Linked DNA regions of Homo sapiens: region 2 is linked to region 1. Evidence: chromatin contacts called from ENCODE Hi-C data. All regions are on one chromosome and are shown on one strand. The core of a region is the stretch at or near the end of the contact, and the rest is flanking DNA. Distances in the headings are between cores, read along the strand shown.

Region 1 (2,965 bases), core at 348-2,847:
GGTGGGGCAGAACAAGAACACCACCACACACAATTGATCAGACAAATCTAGAATGTGGGGCTTTCTACAAAGTCTCTTCAAAAACACAATGTCATTTTTAAAAAGTAGAGGGACTATTCCAAAAAGACTAAAAAAACCAAATGTATGAATTGTGATTGGATTTTGGTTTAATTAAGAAACTGCTACAAGACATAGTACAGGTTGAGGAGATTTGAATGTGGACTGGGTATTCTGAGAGTTAGGTGGTATTAGGCAATTACTGTCGATTTTCTTAGAGGTAATCATTGTACAATAGTTATATAAGAGAATTAACTTATATTAGAATGATGCAAGCTGAAGTATTTGGGATGAAGTGTCATGATGTCACTTTTAATTTAATTTACTTTTAAATAGATCAGCAAAAAAAAAAGTATATATTCATGAAGCAAATCTGTATATATAGCTGTGTATATAGATAAAGCAAATATACCAGAAGGTTAACATTTGTCAAATTTCAATGGTGGGTATAGGGGTTTTCATTGTGCTATTCTTTCAACTTTTCTGCATGTTTGAAGTTTTTCGTAATAAAAAGTTGACAGAAAATGAAGAAAAATAGTTTTTTAAGAGAAGATTTTTTTCCCCCATCTTTCTATTGAAAATAGAGCATTAAAAAAATCCAACTGGCTTAAAACGTACATGAAAATTCAGTTAGTGAAAAAGTAAAATTTGCTGTTAGGGTTGTAAAACAGTTGGGCTGTTTTCCAAGCAATTCCTTCCCTTTATTACTGTGAGTTGGAGGTTAGAGCACAAGGCCCTCAATCAAGAATTATTTGAAGGCCTCCAAAAGCCCTGCTGACCTCCAAGTATCTCCCCTGCTGGCTTTCCATGTGGCCTGAAATTTCTGTCACCTGGGTCAATTCTCAGGGATCAAGTATTTTCTCACTATTGGGGAGGCAGTGCCCCCTTTTAAAATGCAAATCTGGGAGGGATCCTGGGCCCATTAAGTGGGAACAATTGTCTGAGGAGCCACCACCTGCCCAAAGGCCCGCAATTCTGACAGCTCCTTCCCCAACCCCTTACCACCACTGAGATTGGACAATGTGTGCTTTAGGAAACAAAATTGAACAATGCATGCTCTAAGAAACTTCTTAGGTGAAGACACCATTTCAAGAAAGCTTATTTTCCGTGAATAAAATGGGGTGCATGAGGTCATTGCTGTTTTTACTTTGTAAACTGGGTGGCCTCTGAAAGCTTCTTTACAACACTTCAAAGGAAGCCTCCTCAACTCTTCCAGGCCCCCACCCCCTTTCCTTTGTTACCGCATTCTTACTGACCCCAAGGTTTTTCACTGAATGAAGAGTTTCCAAGGGGTCTAAAAAATACCTGGGACAATTAGAGAAATGAAAACCAGGGGGTCAAGATGAATCGACCCTTGGCAGAGGATTTACATAAATAGGTCCTAACCTCTGGCTGTGAATAAAAGATAAAATGCCCCACTGGGGTCAGAACTGCAGTTCAAGGGCATTTGCAGGGCCAAGCCTGGCTTCTCTGCTATGTCAGGAATTCCAGGAATGCCACTGATCATTGTGTGTTGGCAGGGCGCAGGAGGTTGCAGCCAGGCTAACAGAAACCCAGCCCTGCCCACTGGGTGAAACTGCAAGTCGAGAGCGTGGGAAACCAGCAAGTTGAGAGAGGATCCAGAAGTAACCCCTTCTAAAACGGGAAAGATGCCTTCCGAAAGGTGACCAAATTCTTGTTTTAGATGGTGGTGTTAATTTGGGAGGTTGGAAGGGAGGCAGGTGGGAGAAGGGACATGTCCCTTTCGAAGAGCCCCTTTGTTTCTTCTGTGGAGCACAGCTCTGTGGGAGGCATCTGCTCTTTACCTATAGACCGGATGGCCTGGTACTGGTCTTCTCTAGACTGAAGGTCCTCCACCAGGTCTCCTGCTGCTGCTACCTAAGAAAGAAATCTCACAAGGGTGTTAAAAGGTAATTTCCAGAAAGAGGTAAAATCGTGACCGTTATACAGATATAAAAACGAACATGTGTTAAAGACTTTATTTTACTTACATAACTGAGAGAGCCAGGCAGATGTTATAACTGGTTTAAAAAAGAAACAGCCCCAATTTATGTGGAGTAAAGGAATTTAGAGATGAATTGCAAATGGAAGCAAACTGTTTATTGCCCCCCACCCCGCCCCCGCCGCCACACACACAGGGGGAAGGAAGTCAATTGAACCAGATAGGACAGGATTTGCATATCTATCAGTGACCTACAACTTAGGGAGTGGCAAATAGCTCCAGTAGAATCAGAATCAGATAACGCCTGAAAGCACGTACTACAGGCAATAGTTTTCTATTGAAGTGTGAATTTACAGGGGCAAGAAATTTTGCTTTCTGAATTTTTTTTTTTTTTGAGACAATGTTTCACTCTGTCACCCAGGCTGGAGTGCAGTGGCGCGATCTCGGCTCACTGCAACCTCTGCCTCCCGGGTTCAAGCAATTCTCTTGCCTTGGCCTCCCAAGTAGCTGGGGTTACAGGCATGTGCCACCACGCCCGGCTAATTTTTGTATTTTTAGTGGAGATGGGGTTTCTCCATGTTGGTCAGGCTGGTCTCAAACTTCTGGCTTCACATGCTTTTTTAACCCAAGAGAGTGAGATGAACTTGAGAATCTTTGGTCAAAGTTGCCCCCCAAACCTCCACAATATTCTACCTTACTTTATTTCCCTGTCACATCAAAATGCATACAATCGTGGTTGATTTGTTTCTCGGTGATTTGAGAAGGATTACAAAGAGGCTGTCTTGACCTTGTCATCTTGTTCTTTTCTCTCTTACAGCACTTGGCCCTAAAGAGAAAACACTAGGAGGATGGGAACCAGGGACAGAGAAGCTACTTGCTCTGCAGCTGTTTGGGCCAGTATGTTCCCTAATCTTGATGGCCATCCTGGGCTTATTTTCCTGAGAGTCTCTAAGTGACTCACTGCAT
Region 2 (2,845 bases), core at 90-2,589, 48 kb after region 1:
GTCTTGATTGCTATAGCTTTATAGTAAGTTTTTAAAATTGCAAAGTGAAAGTCCACGACATTTCTATTAAAAAATCATTTTAGCTCTTCTGTGTCTTTTGGTTTTTCATACAAATTTTAGGATCAGCTCATGAATTTTTGTGAGAGAAATTGAGAGAAAGAGAAAGGCTTATGGAATTTTGATGGGGACTGCACTGAATCTACTGATTAATTTGGAATAATTGCCATTTTAAGAATAAGAATTTTTCCAATTCATGAACATGGACCTTCTCCATTTATTTAAATTTTCTTTAATTTCCCTCAACAATGTTTTATAATTTTCATTGCATATGTCTTGCAATTCTTTTGTTAAATGTATTCCAAAATTTTTATTCTTTTTGGTAATCTTTTGGATGGAATTATTTTCTTAATTTCACTTTTGGATTGTTCATTCTTTATATATACATCTATAAATACAATTGATCTTCATATATTGGTATCGTCTTTTGCAACCTCGCTGAACTTGTTTATCAGTTCTAATAAGTGTTTCAGGAGCTCCTTAGGATTTTCTATAAACAGGATTAGATCATTTGTGAAGTTTTACTTCTTCCGTTCTAGCTGAATGCTTTCTACTTCTTTTTAATTACATGATTAATTATGTACTGGCCAGACCTCCAGTGCAATGTGGAGTAGAATTGGTGAGATGGACACCCTTTCCTTGTTTCTGATTTTGGGGGAAAAGCATTCAGTCTTTCACCATGAAATAGGATGACGATGGTAACTGTAGGTGTTTCATAGATGCCCTTTCTCAGATTGAGGAAGTTCCCTTCTACTACAACTTTGTTGAGCGTTTTTATCATAAAAAGGTATTGAATTTTGTGAAATGCCTGTTCTGTATCTATTATGATAATTGAATTTTGGCTTTAAACTAACTTTGCATTCCTGGGATAAATCTCAGTTGGTCTTGCACAAAGCAAGAATATGTATGTGTGTATTATGTTGTTTGGTGGAGTGTTATATAGATGTTAGTTAGGTCAAGTTGTTTGATATATGTATAGAAATACATATAAGGCACAGAAGTCTTATATATCCTGGCTGATTTTCTGTCTAATCATTCTATCAATTATTGAGAGCCCAATATTGAAGTCTAAAACTTTATTGTTGAGTTGTATATTTCTCCATTTTTGATTGATGTACGCTGTAGGCATAATAATGGCTCCCCAAATATGTCTGAGTCATAGAATCGATGACTATGTTATATTACATGGCAAAAGATAATTATGGTGGGAGGTGAAACTAAAATGTCTAATCAGCTGACCTTAACAATACCGGAAGTAGCTCTTAGTCTAAAATGATTCATCATTCCTTCCTGCCCACAAAAGCACATAACCAACACCAAATTAGAAAATCATGTTCTGTCTTTACAGAGTAAGGGAATAGGATCCAGCATCCCATTCATTATATCAAGAAGCAAAAGATTTGGGTTCTTCTTCAGCCTTTTGTGTGACATTGAGCAAACTACTCAATTTTACTGAGCCACAATTTTGTATCTTCAAAATATTTTTTACTTATTGCAGGATAATATATATTAAATGCTTGAGCTCCTCAAGTAGATGTTAAGAAATAGGGATAAAATAATCCAAACCTCATTTTATGCAATGAGAGGTGGTATGTTTGAAAACATTCACTGCATGGGCACTGGGAGGCAGCAACTCTTTTTCACAAAAATGCCAAGGGTTAAATATGGGAAAAATCTTGAGATTACTTTCCATCTCACAACAAATGACATTTACAACCAATTCTGGTTGTCTTTTACATTCTGTACATTTAGTTCTGAGAGAGAACTGCTTCACGCAGGCTTCTGAAAACCTTTTTGCTGCCATGGTGAAGCTGAAACTCCTCCCCCGACCTCCATCTCTTCACCATTTGACTTGGAAAATTTAACATGATAATATCTCAGCATTGTTCCTGTGACTTTAATACTGTGAGCCCTTCAGAGAATCCAATGACCACTTCCTTTTCTGAAATCTGTGTGCTCTTAATTTGGTCTTGCCACTGTCGCCTGCTCTCCAGCGCTTTCCCCTCCTCACTCCAACCCTGCTAACACACACCTACTCACACAATTTACACCCACACAATGACTCCAACATAAAGTGTGGGCTTGTGAAGTGGCAGACTTTTTGAAAACCACAAATGCAGATATCAAGGCAATCTCCAATTACATAAATTGCAGGGCCCAGTGCAAAATAAAAATGCAGGACTCCTTGTTCAAAACGCAGTAACAAAGTACATTAGCGGTAATAAAATGTGAAGCTTTATCCTTTCTTCCGTGATCTCTTTTTCACAACTAGTCATTATGTCTTTTATTTGCTAATGTGGTTCTAAGTAAAGAAAAGTTAAAAATTTGAATTATTAGCATGAATTGGGTCATTTATTTTTATGTTACCCAGTGCTACTTTTAAATCAAAATATAAGAGCATTTAACCCATATGCAGAATCACCAAAATTATGCAATTAGTATTTTGTAGGTCACACGGATATGTATTTCATTCTTACCAGAACAGTGGAAAACACTACACAGAACAAAGCCAAATACTTTTATTTCACATCTTGATATGCACACATGCTACCAACACTCCCTACCTTTGGCTTACTGATGAATAAGGTTAAACTGAAAGGAAAAGGAACTATGAGTTGGCCTATTTTCTGTTTCCTTTTATACCATCATTTTCAGAGAAAGTGGTTGGCTAATAAAGGAAAGCAAGAAGGGTAAGATAGGATATAATGGGGTCTCTTGTCTGTGTTTCTTAGAACATCATTACTTTCTAATTTTTTTTTTTTTTTGAGACGGAGTCTCACTCTGTTGC

Evidence for each region. Hi-C counts contacts between places; a loop is a spot of excess contacts on that map. Pooled maps may share reads with other maps.
Region 2: a loop to region 1 is called in a pooled map, with 4 times the contacts of the local background. The contact joins the enhancer-like site here to the promoter of LINC01186 in region 1. A Hi-C loop is called at or near these places in 3 of 168 maps with a recorded cell type or tissue (CD8-positive, alpha-beta T cell, PC-9 and naive thymus-derived CD4-positive, alpha-beta T cell) and 11 of 50 pooled maps.

The regions. Positions count from the first base shown.
Region 1 is chrX:46,326,306-46,329,270 of GRCh38, reverse strand. It overlaps LINC01186 (long intergenic non-protein coding RNA 1186), which reads left to right and starts at 1,597. Exons shown (of 2, transcript NR_110388.1): 1 at 1,597-1,720; 2 at 2,817-2,965. RefSeq lists an enhancer at 1,126-2,325.
Region 2 is chrX:46,278,570-46,281,414 of GRCh38, reverse strand. No RefSeq gene overlaps it. Among named protein-coding and RNA genes, the nearest start is that of LINC01186, 48 kb to the left of the region's middle. Within about 2 kb of position 1,339, at least 2 of the 41 ENCODE cell types and tissues checked have a DNase peak (open chromatin) inside an H3K27ac peak, as active enhancers do.